2 separate regions of the Mus musculus genome follow, and region 1 is linked to region 2. The links are chromatin contacts, found by Hi-C or POLR2A ChIA-PET in ENCODE. All regions are on one chromosome and are shown on one strand. The core of a region is the stretch at or near the end of the contact, and the rest is flanking DNA. Distances in the headings are between cores, read along the strand shown.

Evidence for each region. A loop is a pair of places that touch in the nucleus more often than their neighbours do. ChIA-PET counts read pairs that join two places held with the same protein, here RNA polymerase II (POLR2A).
Region 1: a loop to region 2 is called in a map of heart, with 4 times the contacts of the local background. The contact joins the promoter of Ifit3 here to the promoter of Ifit2 in region 2. A Hi-C loop is called at or near these places in 5 of 37 maps with a recorded cell type or tissue (gastrocnemius, heart and v-Abl transformed pro-B cells). POLR2A ChIA-PET finds 5 or more read pairs at or near these places in 1 of 5 experiments (Patski).

What each region holds. Positions count from the first base shown.
Region 1 is chr19:34,582,202-34,589,506 of GRCm38, reverse strand. It overlaps Ifit3 (interferon-induced protein with tetratricopeptide repeats 3), which reads right to left and starts at 5,978. Exons shown (of 2, transcript NM_010501.2): 1 at 5,903-5,978; 2 at 525-2,446. The coding sequence starts at 5,907. The coding sequence ends at 1,240.
Region 2 is chr19:34,549,402-34,556,776 of GRCm38, reverse strand. Ifit2 (interferon-induced protein with tetratricopeptide repeats 2) reads right to left here and starts at 6,083. Exons shown (of 3, transcript NM_008332.3): 1 at 5,755-6,083.

The sequences.
Region 1 (7,305 bases), core at 4,729-7,228, 33 kb before region 2:
ACCACCTGTGTCCTCACACAAGGATGGGAGGGTGTTTGCTCAGGTATCTCTGGGCCCCCAGAGGTGTGGCCAAACACTTAGCTCCTAACTGTACACAGGTCTCAACTGGATTGTGTGGACTGCAAGAAGAATGGAAGTTCCTATATACATGGGTTATACTTGGTTAGCTCAGTGCAGACATAGATGCTAAAACACCTGTGTTTTGATACTCTGATGAGCATTCACAATTTCCAATCATCTTAGCAGAGGAAGGACCTTGAAAAGACTGGGAAATTTTCATCCATGTGTATAACAAATATTGATCATGTCCATCCTCCTGCACTTCCCATCATGTACCACTAGGATTCCCCACCATGTTTCCCCACCTGATTTCTTGGCCTCTCCTAGCAAAACTGCCATTGTTTCTTCAGAAAGGGGTAGAGAGGTCTTATAAGGTTCCCCAAATGATAAAAGAAGAAACACTGAGACTTAATAAGACTGTATTATTTTGCTGTCTCTTACCACCACACAAAAGACTGTATTTTGATTGAAACTTTTACATTTATTCTACAATTTCTATTTGGCATATATGTTAACTTTAGAATCATTCTTAGGGATACACAAACACACACACACACACACACACACACACACACACACACACTCACACACACACAGCCCTAAAACCACAGTAGAATACAAAAATGATGTGCAAAGAATATTCTAGCCTTAGGCAAAGGTTAATCCTTCAGGCTTAAGCAACTACAGTGAAATGGAATGAAGAAACAAGAGTGAATTTTGTTGGGAGTTGTCATTTATTGCAGAGAAAAAAAATGTGATCAAAAGGTGCTCTGTCTGCTTTAAGCTCCATTCCCTACATGATTAGTAATGAGGTTTGCTGACTGGAAAATTGTATGGCTAGGATGAGCAGAGGAGTCAGGGAGAGAAAGCAGTTCCTTAAAGAAACAATCAAGAGCAGTTTGTCAGCAATCCTTGGCAGGAAGGCTCATGCTTTTTTCAGCACATTCTCCCCATAAGCAGCACTCCACAGCACATCTGTCTCACAGTACAGAGCTGAGAGACTGTCTGTCTGCACTCTGACACACTTCCGGTTGTCCTCAGGTTCATGGTGCCAGGAAAAGCCTGCCTGTGCCCCAAAGTGCGTTGCCTCCCAAACCCCAAAACCATTCAGCCACTCCTTTATCCCTGCAACTGCCAAGAATCCACCACAATTTGCTACTGGAGGTTAAGATCTGCTTGCTATGTTTGCTCTTTAACCTCTTCCTTCTCGATTGACCTTTCATTTCTGGGAAATTGCAACAAACACTCCAGGGCTGCGAGGTCTTCAGACTTCCTGTGGTACTCCTGGAGGTTGCAATAGCGCTCATAGAGGTCTTCTTCCTCAACATCGGGGCTCTCCTTACTGATGACCATCTGATAGCATCTCTCTACTTCCGGGAAATCGATGAGATCTGAGTAGGAGTTCAAAGGACTTCGCCTCCTCTGAAGAGTCTTCTGCATGAACTCCATCGTTAATCGTCTCAGTTCTGCCATCCTCTGTCTTCTCTCACTGCTGTCAGCATCTCCTTTATTCTGTAGCTGCTCCAGTATTTCCCTGTAACGGCACATGACCAAAGAGTAGAGAGGACTGTTGTTCACTGTGGATCGCAGTGCTTTTCCAAGTAACTCAATAGCTCTGTCTAGGTTACCCTTTTTCTTGTAAAACTGAGCTGCCTTTTGGAGGACATCCGTTTGATTAGGAGCTTTCCCCAAAGCATCTTTAATCAATCGCTCCCCTTCAGCTTCTTCTCCCATCCTCAGCAGTTTCAGGGCCAGGAGAACTTTCAGGTACTGGTTCTGAGGATTCAACTCCATGGCCTGCTTCAGAGCATCCACGGAGAACTGCTTCTCAGGTTTTTCTTCTAGGCGGAACATGGCGATGGCCATCCCAGAGGAGCACTCTGGGTCCTTTGGCTTCTCTTCTAGAGCCTTTTCAAAGCACATTTTTGCTCGTTCATTTCTTCCACACTTTAGGCGTGTCCATCCTTCCTCACATTCAAGTTCTGGGCATTCCATGCTGTAAGGATTCGCAAACTTTTGGCAAACTTGTCTCACCTTGTCAACGTAAGCCTGAGCTTCTGAGAGACGGCCCATGTGATAGTAGATCCAGGCGTAGTTTCCCCAGGTGACCAGTCGACGAATTTCTGATTGATCATTGTGCTCTGACTTCCTTAAATCTTCAGCTTGCCCTAAGCACTCCAGGGCGGCCTTGCTTTCGCCATCTAGGTGCTTTATGTAGGCCAATAAGTCATACATTGTTGCCTTCTCCTCAGAGTTTAAATGTTCGACCTGGTTGCACACCCTGTCTTCCATATGACTGGACATACTTCCTTCCCTGAATAAATTCCAGGTGAAATGGCACTTCAGCTGTGGAAGGATCGCTTCCAGAGATTCCCGGTTGACCTCACTGTGGCGGAAAAAAAAACATGGTCACTGTGATGAGCACCCACAAATCTTGTGTAACTTGTGATGTTTAATTTTGCATGGTAACTGGATGGAGCCTCAGGACATTGAAAAATTAACCACCTTTTTTTGGGTGTCGGAGTCATGACAATGTGAGCCATGTACTCTTGGAGATGTTTATTTTCTGCCTCTCCTTTCTAATGGCCAATTTCTCAGACCTGAAACTCCAATTAAACATTCCACTTTAAGTCTGCACCCTTTCCTCTCTTCCACCTGACATACATTTGTGGTAGTTCCCATGAACAGATTCACACAGCCAGTGCAGGAGGTTTTTCCTACACTGAAGGAATGGAAGCCTTGCTGGGGACTACTTCATCCACAAGTAAGTATTACTCCCTTTTCAGCATGTATATAACAAATCTGTGGTCCTTTTCAACCGGTTCTATACCCATGACCCTTCTTAGCCTTGCCTTAGATTTATTGATTCAAGAATCTTGAATTCCCTGCAATTTTGCACTTTAATCATCTGCAAAAGCTGCTTATGATTCAGGACAGAAACATAGTATAATTTCAGAGGTTGTCATTCTTTATCCCTGTTCTAATTTACAAGGTGGCAGGTGCACCTCAGAAAGAAGAGGACCCTGATACTGTGCTTCCCACCTCTGATAAAACAGATTTCAATACTTAGCATGGTCATGGACGTTCCCAAGCCCAGCACTCAGGAGTGGAGTGGCGCAGAAGTCAGCTGATCTGTGTACATTTGAGGCCAGCCAAGGTGACATGAGGAGCCTCTGACTCAGAAAAGAGAAAAGAAAGGAAGGAATTTCATGTTTTCTGAGACATAATCACTAGGTGGAGCTTTAGATTACAGAATTATCCTTGAGCACTCTTGAAGAGGAATCAGAAGGACATGAAGATAACTACAAAACAGCAACCCACAAATTATTTGTTTAGCTGAGCTAGAACTCTAGGTGTTGTCTTCTAGGTGTCTGCTCTCCTGAGACAGACTGTTGAGAAAGAGGAGTGATCCATGCATCTTCAAGGCCTTGACTGACTTCAGCTCTTCCCTGCCTCTGCCCTTACACAGATTGAGTATAAAGGAGAAAGATGCTGTGTCAGCTAATTTCCACTCTCAATCTGATGGGATGTATAATTACCATAGAAACACACCTTTGGGTATGTCTAGGAAGTTTGTCAAAAACATTTAACTTTACAGTACAAGTCTTCCAAAGTGTGGGTGGCATATCACCCTGAGCCAGGGTCCACGATTAAATTAAAAAAAATAAATAAAATAAAGCAAGCTGGGCGCCGGTATTTTCCTGCCTCTGCTTCCTCACTAACCACAGTGAGAGCAGCATGTGCTGTTACCACCATGCATTCACTGCGTGATCGTCCCCCCAAACATCTAAGCTGACATAAATTAACATTTTCTTCCTTAAGTTGCTTTCATCGGGTCTCTTATAATAGCATCCTAAGCAATGTAACTAACACAGAGAGACAGACATAATGCACAATTTGGTTAACCTGGGTTATGGGAAATTTAGACATAGGAACATTTACTGTCTAGACACTAAAAGACCAAAACAGGCAAAGCTGTACCTAGAACAAGAGCTTTTCATGAGACTTTACAGGAGGTTCTTATCCAGAAGGGGCCAGGTGCCTTCCCAGGTCCTTTATTTACCCCATTCTTCAATATCTAACATTCCTGGGGAAGAACAGCTCAAGCTACCTCTGGTATCACAGAATGCAGTGATATAGACACCTGGCCAGCATAATCTAGAGGGTCCAGCTAGAACCTGCTTTGATTGGTAGCTCTATATTCAGCCAAACAGAAAACACATCAAAGTCTCTTGTTCAGCTTGCCATTAATGTTCTACACATGTCAGTTTTCTGGTCAACCACACTCAGAACTAATACTGATCTTCTCAGAGGCCCATTCTATGGGAAGGAGCAAGCTGATGTAGTTGGAGGTGCATGATTGTCATCCCCTGTGATTCCAACCTGAACCTTGCTAACCCTTGTTACCCGTGGAGTTGAGGGTAGGGAAGACTGTCTTTTTTCTTAGCTTCCACAGTAGCTAATAACATCAGCCTTCCCTCAGCCAACAAGGCTTGTATCCTTCCATGATAAATATTTGTCAGAAACATTAGCCCTTCCTCTTAGTTCTCTCTGAGTCTCCTCTAATGGCAGGTATTGTTTCAGTTAACAAAAAATTCACTGTCTGGAGATATGGCTCAACAGTTAAGAGCACTTGTTGCTCTTCCAGAGGTCCTGAGTTCAATTCCCAGCAACCACATGGTGGCTCACAACCATCTGTAATGGGATCTGATGCTCTCTTCTGGTTTGTCTGCAGACACCCAAAGTGTATGCATATATACAAAATAAATAAATCTCTTTAAAAACATCAGAAATACTATGATTACTCTTTACTTACAATACAATGCACTTATTTTAATGATTTGTGTACACTGGGTCTCAGCAATTGTTTATGCCCATGTGCCCACCCACACTCCTTATAGGTTATGTATGACATCCCTGAGATTCCTGTGTGTATCTTCATATTCTACCCTTACCATCTCTAGGTAACCATTGTTCTGCTTTCATAGCTACAAATTAAACAGAGTTTGAATTTAAGGGGAAATGTGTTTTTGCTTGTCCTGCAGCCTTAGATACTAGAAAAAAAACTTTAACCTTTGAGATTTTGTGGCATATGAGAAATTAAAAAAAAAAACCCAATTTAAATAAAACCCCTGCTCATCTGTGAGAACTATTTCTTAAAACCTCAATCATGAAGTGGTCATAGTTTTCACAAACATGAACTGAGCTTGCAGTACTGTTTCCAACTCTTACACTAGCTGCTGGCGAAGGATTGGTTCCTTTGAAAAAGCACACACACAGACACACAAACATAGAGACACATACATACATCGCATACAAACACATAGCAACACACATGCAAACACACACACAGATACACATAAACAATGAGACACACACATACAGACACACATACAGACACACATACAGAAAAACACAACAAACTCACACACATGGAAACACAGACAGACAGACAGACAGACAGATAGACACACACACACACACACACACACACACACACACACACACACACACACAACTTTCTATTGTCTTGATCACTTTTAATAAAACACCAAAAAATCCCAGAAAGAGTGACTCCTCTAGTGCTAGCTTTGAGTCAAACTTTGTGCTTCAGTGGACCTACCCGTGTCTATCAATATTCTCCAGGGGCATCCAGTGAGCAGTTTTAGAAACTGCAGTGTCTTGCACATTTACACAGAGAAATAATGAAAAAGGTCCAATAAAAAAAAGCCATGCTCATGCAAGTGATTTCAATCTACAAGCAAGCAGACAACTTAAGACTCTGCTGTGCAGTGATCAGCTCAGTTTATCATTTAATTGGAGAAGCAGAGATTGCACTGACCTCATGATGGTGATCTGTTTCTGTGCTGCTGGGAAAAGCTGGGTGTGGGCTGAGCAGTTCAGAAATCTCAGTCCACTCTAAGTGGAGACTCAGAGGATTATATAAGGGGGCAGTGGGGGGGGGGGTGAATCAGCTGGTGCTCTGCTGCTTCTAAGGACTCAGTGTTTGTGAAAGGGAAGAGGAAAGTAGAAACTGAAACAGACTTAAAATCAACCAGAAGAGGAAAGTGAAACTTACCACTGAGACCTTCTATGTCCTGGCCACAGCATTGGATAAGCTCTGGACTCTGCCTCTGGTGTCAGAGGGTGGCGAGGCATTTCCTCCAGCCTGACAGTCCCTCTGGGAGGAAAAGAGTGTTTTCCACAGTCTCTAGTGCACTCTGCAGAGGTTTCTGGGGCCACACGAAAGAAACTATTCTAAAATATTTTGAAAGAAGTGATAGTGAGTTCCCTCTCTGAGTTCCCTTGTGGTACACAGGTTTCAATCCAGCTTTTAATGACTACGTCCATGTGACTAGCTCTGGAGTTTTGCCAGAGTCTAATCAAACCAATGTTTTCATTTTATTCTACATTGAATTCAAGTAGCAAAACACCAGGGGGATTCGCTGTGCTGTTTCACACCTAGAGGTCTGTGGTGATCATTTACTTTACACCCAGTCCCTGAATAGAATTGGTAACATGTGCATCACTGCTTCCTGGGTGGGAGAACAAATATGTGACTAAGTGAAAGACTTCTGCTTTGAGTTATGAAGTCATGCATGAGTAGAAGGAGGTATGGAGGACCAATCCTTAGGTATGGATTGGGTGCTTAGCTTCATGATTTCCTTAAAGCGTGGCTTTCACTGCTCATTTGCTAAGCATGGCATGAACCTAGTCAGCTGTGGAATTCTGGGTCCTTCTTTCACTTAGCAACTTGAGATTGTTAATGGCATAAGAGGTAAGCACATACCTGCTAGACCCACTGTGTTTGCCTTAAGCCTAAACTTTGGAAGCCTCAGGTAGCAAAGCCACAGAAAGGATACAATTTTCATTGGTCTCATTTCCTTCAGTGGTTCAGAGCACAATGCCTGATTTTGGTCTAGTGGGACTTGGAATGCTAATGTACAAGCCCAAGGAGGATGGGCCTGCATCCTTCTGCTTCTTTGCTCTAATGGATAGAAATATGTACTCACTGATAAGTGGATATTAGCCCAGAAACTTAGTATACCTGAGATATAAGATACAATTTGCAACACACATGAAACTGAAGAAGAACGAAGACCAAAGTGTGGACACTTTGCCCCTTCTTAGAATTGGAAATAAAACACCCATGGAAGGAGTTAGAGAGACAACGTTTGGAGCTGAGACAAAAGGATGGACCATCTAGAGACTGCCATATCCAGGGATCCATCCCATAATCAGCCT
Region 2 (7,375 bases), core at 4,834-7,333:
AAAGGAAAAAGAAACTTAAAGAGCTAGGATGATGCTCAGAATGGGTGCACAGCATCTCTTGTGCCTCACATTTGTGTCACACTCTGCTTCCAGTTTACCCGCCTTGTGAGGAGAAGAATGAGAGGCTCTATAAAGCAAACATAAAAAGAAGGTAAACATGTCCTCATTAGGATAGCAGGGATGGGGATATTATTTCTTTAAAACAACTATGTACTGAAGAAAAAGTACTCAATCTGCAGACAGTGTTTTGTTTTCCTGGGAGACAAATGAGTGAAAGAGAACAGGTGGGTGGGTGTGATACATCATACATATGCAATCCCAGAGTCTGGGGAGGCTGAGACAGGAGGATTGAGAGGTTGTGAGCAGCCAGGCTACATGACAAGACTCTGTTTTAAGGAACAAAAACTAGACTGCCACCAGCAAACTCTAAACCCATGATCAAAAGAAGCTGTTTCAAATAGTTCCCTTAATGTACAGATAATTGCTCCCCCCCCCGTCTTCTTTCTATTTTTTCTGAAAGGCTGAGAATAGGTCTACACACCCATATTTACCTTCTGTCTACTAACCCACCTTTGAGGATTCATCTCTATCCATCCATAAATTCACTAATTGTGTATTCATCAAATCAATATTTATTGAGTTCCAACCGAATTTTAGACAGTTCCCGCGTCTCCAAAGCTCTGATAGTACTTGAAGTGCAAATGAAGATAGGGACACTTTTTGATCTTGGGAAAGAAAATGATATAATTAAGGTTAAATATTTCTAGACGGCAGATAGGAGATAAGGGTGGGATTGAACTCGTACCAGCTAAAGGTCAAACCACAGAGTGTTTCCAACCGATGTGGATAAACAAAGAGAGTCAGTAGTCCTATCCTCAGGCTTCTACATCTTCCAGCCAGTAATCCCATCATAACTCATTGTTGTGGCATATACATGGCTTGTTCTCCAAAACCTCCACCCAGTATTGCCAGCTGTGAAGCTGGTCCTTAAAAGTGTAACTGAATAGCTCCAGTGAAAAGTAATTGTATTCAAACTCCCAAGGCTATCTAGAGGAGATGGGGTTGGGATAGCAGAGAGAATCAGGTGTACAGGGGTGGGGGTGGGGAGGGGGAACCCTCATTGGTTCTTAAGAGAAACAGGTTGGGGCTGGGAGTTTGGGGAGAGCCTTGAACTGCAACGACCAGGAAATTTAGGTGGCTGGGGAGAGGCTAGAAGAGCCCTGTGGTTTTGGTGTCCACCACAGGTGTGTCCATGGGAACCAGATGCCTCATCATCCAGAAGTAAGGGATGATAGGGAAGTGGACCTTTCTGGCAGAAAGAAAACTCCTCACAGCTCCATGGGAGTAATCCACCAGCAGTCCTTCTGTCTCCCTGTCTACCTGTCTAGTCCCAGCTGAGCCCAGGATGTCATCATAGACATAGTCAGGTGGGCCTGCCTTTTGGAGTGCTTGGGAATTTTCTTCAAACCTAACAAAAAGGTCATTGGAACATGAAGGCTCTGACCTATGTAATAGATTAACCAATTGATGGACTCATAACTTCATAGAGTTTCTGCCAATTGGTGGAAACTAGAACCATTCTTAAAGGAAATGGGCCACTGGAGATGGATGTTCTTCTCAGACCCTTCTCTTCCTTTTCCTTACTTCCTGGTAGCCACAGGTGAGCAGTTTCCCCCTGTCACATCCTTCCATTGGGATATTCCTGCCTTGCCACAAGTTTAAATGCAGTGGTACCAGGCAACAGTGGACTGGAGTCTGTACAACCATAAGCCAAAATAAATCCTCTCACCATTCACTCCGCACCACCTTTTTTGGGGGGTGGGGGGAGAGAATACTAACCAGTGAGAATAAGTTGGGGGAATTCCAGGCAATAGATTATCCTCAAAACAAATCCCCCATAAACAGAAAAACCCAAAGCCTTCCGTGTATTTGCTGTGAGCGATATTACCTAGGGCTGTCTGACTCAGCGTCCCTGAGTTGCAGCTCCTTTACCTCTTTTGAACTATTTGCAACCTTTTAAAAGCTACTCCCTAACTCTGAGCCAAGAACTATCTCGTGTCTTACATCTACTGTATTTAATCTCTGATGTATGTGGTTGTTATCTTTTCTTTAGATGTCCGCCAAGAGACTCCAACAGGATAGAGGGCTTGCTTGCATAAGACGGTGTCATTTGCTTCACCCATGGCTCTAGAATTAGCACTAAGTGAGCTGAGCAAGTGTCTACAGGTGTGTCCAACCTTTGACCTGACATTGTCGTCTGTAAAGCTCTTGGTTCAGAACTACACTGTCAACTTACAACCAGAGAAGCCAAAAAAAAAAAAAAAAAAAAAAGCCCCACCATTTAACAATGCACTGTTCCAGAGTGGTACAAATGCTGACCAAACTTACACAATTCCAACAATAACTACCCTCTTAATGTACCTAAAGGGCCTGGAGCAATGGCTTCACAATGAAAACCACTGGCTGCTCTTCCAGAGGATCTAGGTTCAATTCCTACTGCCCTCATGGCAGCTCACAATTGTCTATAGCTCCAGTCCCAGGGGATCTGGCACCCTTCTCTGGCCCCTGAGGGCATTAGGTGTGCACACAATGCATAGACATACATTAAGATAAAAAACTTGTACACAGAAAATAATAATTTTAAAAAGATGTACCAGAAGTACCTTTTCTACCTTACAAGTATGGGGTAATTTCAATCTGCCCAGAACCAACATGTTTATAAAATTCTTTATAGCCAAAGCCACTTCAGCTCAACATACTGTACAAATGAACAGGGTGGAGTCAAGAGCTCATGCTCTGACCTGTAGTGCCATCACTGTTTCCTGTAGTCACAATGAAATCTCTGCACACTGCAGACAGCCTTTATTTGAAGCATCTGACATACCTAGGCATAAAATCAAGTCAACCGGTAGCCCTGGAGCTGAGAGAGCAAGTAAGATGAACATTTGGGAAAACATCTATACTTTAAAGGAGTCTAGCGTTACAGGAATAACTCCCACAATGTGACAGCCAGATCAGCAGAAATGAAAGTGGATTGTTAGCTTTCTAATTCCCAGACTTCTTTATTACTGCTATGTGATAGTGTGGAAAGAGAAACAGAAACTTAAAGGAATTTTGTCTCATGTGCTTGTAGGAGCTGCCTAGGCAGTTTCTGCAAGGCTCTTGTTTCATTGCTTAGATTATCAGACGTTTTAAGTCCACAGGGTAGGCAGTAAGGCTGACAAAATGGGGAGAGTAAGGACAGCCTGGTATGTCTCTAGACTAGAACCCAGGGCAGCTCCTACGGCCCCCAACATCTCCTGCAAAGCTGAACCTTCATCATGGAGCTAAGCACATACCTGGACCAGAGTGTGGAGATGTTAAAGGACCCAGAGGAATGAGAGGCAGTTACAGGTCTGCTGCATCAGGGAGGGGAGCAGGGAGAGGAACACAATGTGCTAGAAACTACAGAAATGCTTGCTCCCTGCTTCCTAGCGTAAAGGTAAAAATGGCTACTTCTTTTTCACACTGCAAATCGAAGGGCATTCCGGGGAAGCACTGAGATTAGCCAGATTGACACATGTGCCCCAGCTGTGCTTCTGTTCTAACCCAGGCACTGCCCTGTGAGCCTTGCAAGTGCCTTCCAACACAGAATGCCTTTCGAATGTGAAACGGATGTTGAGTAATACAATACATACTTTATTTCTGGAAGGATGGCCAAAGAAATAACGCCAACATTGTCCTCTAATAATAGCAGCAGCTGTCAACAAATCAAATCCTTCTGCATCTATGAGTGATCTCAGAGAGAAAACGCCATGAAACTGCATCTTAGCAGTGCCCATCTCTCTCTCTCTCTCTCTCTCTCTCTCTCTCTCTCTCTCTCTCTCTCTCTCATCTGAGCCTGCTGCCCATCTTTTTGTTCCTTGTCAAGACTCAAAAATCTCTTTACCCGATTTCAGTTATCAGTAAGCAGGATTACTTGTTAAACCCATGGAACAAGATTGAAAATCTTAAGGGACAGACATCAGTCAAAAGCATTTTTCAAAACAAGTAAATAAATACCCTTCATATCAGAATCATGATACTATAAAAATGCATCTTGCGCTTTTCAGACATCAGGTACAGAAGGCTGTCTTTGATTGGTGTGTTCCTTTTTCAGAATTGAGCAGGGTAGAGATGTAAACATCTCCCTTTGTAGAAGCACACAAAGTTCCCTCGAGTGCCATAGACAAAGTCTGTCATTGCACCTCTCCATCAAGGTCATTTGTCTCCTCTAGCTATCCCCAGATGATTGACAATGGTGATATCCTCATATATTTATCATTTTCTTCTGAGCATTAAAAACTGAGTTTACCATGTTCTCTAGCACAAGCAACTGACAGCAGCAAGTATACAGATATTCTTCTAGAAGAATGCAAGACCAGAGACAGCCCTTTACTTTAGAACCGTTTTCATTGTTAAATTAAAGTACATCTCAAAGGAAAACTACTGAACTCTTTTAAACAGCGGCAAAGCAAACAACCATGTGTGTCCCTGCTTTAGCAGTCACGAGTAGTTACTAGCCCTCATGTTTCAAGCATCCCAGGAATTTGAACCATGGCCATCATGATGTTCTGGACCCTGTTAAGGGCCAAATAATAAATATTTTCTCTGGCTTTGTGAGCAACTAGTCCAGTCTGCTGTTGCAGCGTAAGAGAGCACCTGATCCAATAAAACTTCATTTATAGAAGCAAATAGCAAGCTGGCCTCCGGGTGGCAGTTTGTTAACCCTTGTTCTATGACCCTGTGTATTTTTCATGCTCAGAGTATCTTGATGGTCCTATCTCCTCCTGCATGGTCTTTTCAGCCACTGCCTTACTCTTTTGAATAGCACACTTCTCAGGGTGCCAACGTGTTCTAATTTTTCCTTCTGTTGTCTCGGAGTCTTTGTTAACATTTTACTGAAGTATAAGTGTGATTCAGGCGCATGGCCTCCTGAGCAGTTGCTGTCCTGATGCTATTTACACTGCTTGCTTTCAGCACTCCCAAATACTTTCCTCATGAGGACACAAATACCTCATTGTGCCTTCTTCATCTCTGAACTGCACCCTAATTTGAGATTCCCAGTCCCTACTTCTAACGTTTACCTCTCTTCTTCCTTTACCAACATTTAAATCCAGAAAATATTTTAGAAAGAAGAAAGAAAGAAAGAAAGAAAGAAAGAAAGAAAGAAAGAAAGAAAGAAGGAAGGAAGGAAGGAAGGAAGGAAGGAAGGAAGGAAGAAAGAAAGAAAGAAAGAAAGAAAGAAAGAAAGAAAGAAGAGAGAGAGAGAGAGAGAGAGAGAGAGAGAGAGAGAGAGAGAAGGGGGGCAGGGAGAGGGCGAGGGAGGGGGAGGGGGGGGAAGAAAGAAATTCATTGTGTCCACTCTATCTCCACAGAGAGGAATTCCTACATCAGCTGTCATTTTAAAACACCAAACCTGAGGAACACAGGGAGGTTGGGGAGGGGGAGAGACCATTACACAATAACATGTTAATAGACTTACAGAGTTGAGAGGTTGTGGGACATTAAAAAGGTTTCTGTAATTTCTGGTGCATTCCTTCTCAAATAAACAACCGGAAGTAAAAAAAAAAAAAAGCTGTTTTTGAAAGCCTTTGAGTGAGCTGAGGGTGGGTTCTGGATAAAAGAGTGACTAGATATATAGCTTAGGACCCAGAGTCCACCACGCGCCCCTAGTGGACAGCCCAGGAAAACAAAAGTTGCGTCCACCCACATTTAAGAGCGACGACCACCTACCTCTAAGTCTCATCTTGGTGCATCTTGCTGATGGGTAAAAAAGCATTAACTGCAGAAGGCCAGAACTTGCTTTTCGGCAGAATGGACGCTGGCGAAGGGTGCGTGGCCAATGACTCCTGACTGCCGGGTGCCGGATGTAACCCCTACCCACACTTGGTGCTTTGAGGGATCTACTACTAGACAGGGCTACTCATTAAAAATATCTTGCTTCACTCTCTTTCCTACATATTTGCAGCGTTAGTCGGGTGTGGCTGGAATACCTTAGTCCTTTGGGGGACTCCCCGCTGTTTCCTAAAGTGAGCTCCATCTCGCTGGGTCCCCACATCACTAAGGGCGGGAAACTGCACTCACCCAGGCAACCTGGCTCGACTACAGCTCCCAGGGAGCTTTGTTTTGGGGTGGTACTCCATCTTAGCGCTGCTTCCTCCCACTGTGTCCTGCTATTGTCGCCAGAGGGTGCCCTTCTCCGCCGCTTTTAGCTTTATTATCCCTAGATGCTAAATTTGAGAGTTTGCAGCAGAAATACTTCCGGAATTGGGAGAGAGACGGTTTTATCCATTCTTCCAGGAAGCTCCCATGAATTTTCCAGCCTCTGGGTCTTGGTGCTCCAGCCCAGCTCTAGCATAGAATTCTCCTTGCACAATGCAAGACCAGACAGGATCCTTTTCTGTCCTTTCCTATTTTTAATGTTTACTGATGTTGCTAACTGAAGCGGATTAATTCGCAGACTGTAATATTCTGGACAGCAGAGATAATACCTAGTTGATTCTTAGAGGATGGTTCACTCATTTCCAGTTTCCTAATAGTCCATCTTAGTGAGGGACATGATCCTGAATTGAATTCCTGGATTTAAATTGAAATTGAGACTCAACTGGCTTAGGGGAGATGACTTCAGGGGCTTATATCACTTGACTTTAAGCCCTAGGATCTGAGCTGGGATGGGATTTTAATCCCAGGGAAAGTAAAAATCGACTCCTGCAAGTGGTCCTCTGACCTCCGTGTGGCACCCTTGATAAATGGATGGATGGATGATAGATAGATAGATAGATAGATAGATATAGATCCAGATAGATGGATAGAATGAAAGATAATGACATTCAAAGTCCTTTAAAAGAAAGTGAGGTTCCAAGGCTAGGATGTAGCTCAGTGACAGAGCTCTTGCCCATGACACTGGCTTCTGTCCCTAGGACTGAAAGGAGATAGGGGATGGGGAAAGGAAGAGTTTTAGCAGTGAACTGTCATTCTAAGGATCCATCATACCCCTCCCTGTTGCCTGGTGGTTAAACACTTCGGTCTTGTCAATTTAGTTTCTCTTCTAAATTGAGTCCCCCCCCCTCCCCCTCCCCCTCCCCCTCCCTCTCCTCCTCCTTCTCTTCACAGGCGATGAGACATTTTAATCTAATAGTGGTACTTAACACTACACAGGGAGTCACAGCTCCCAGAGGATCCCTAAAGGCCAAAGGAAGATCCAGAAATATCTAGAGTTGCTGGTCCCCTGCCTGTGGGAACAGGGGTCAGAAGGTGGCAAAGCAGGGGCCTTCCTGTCACTCATAGATCCAGTCCTGTGCACAACTCTTGAAGTCCACCAGCTCCTTGGGCTGAAACCACAAGCTGGGCTCTC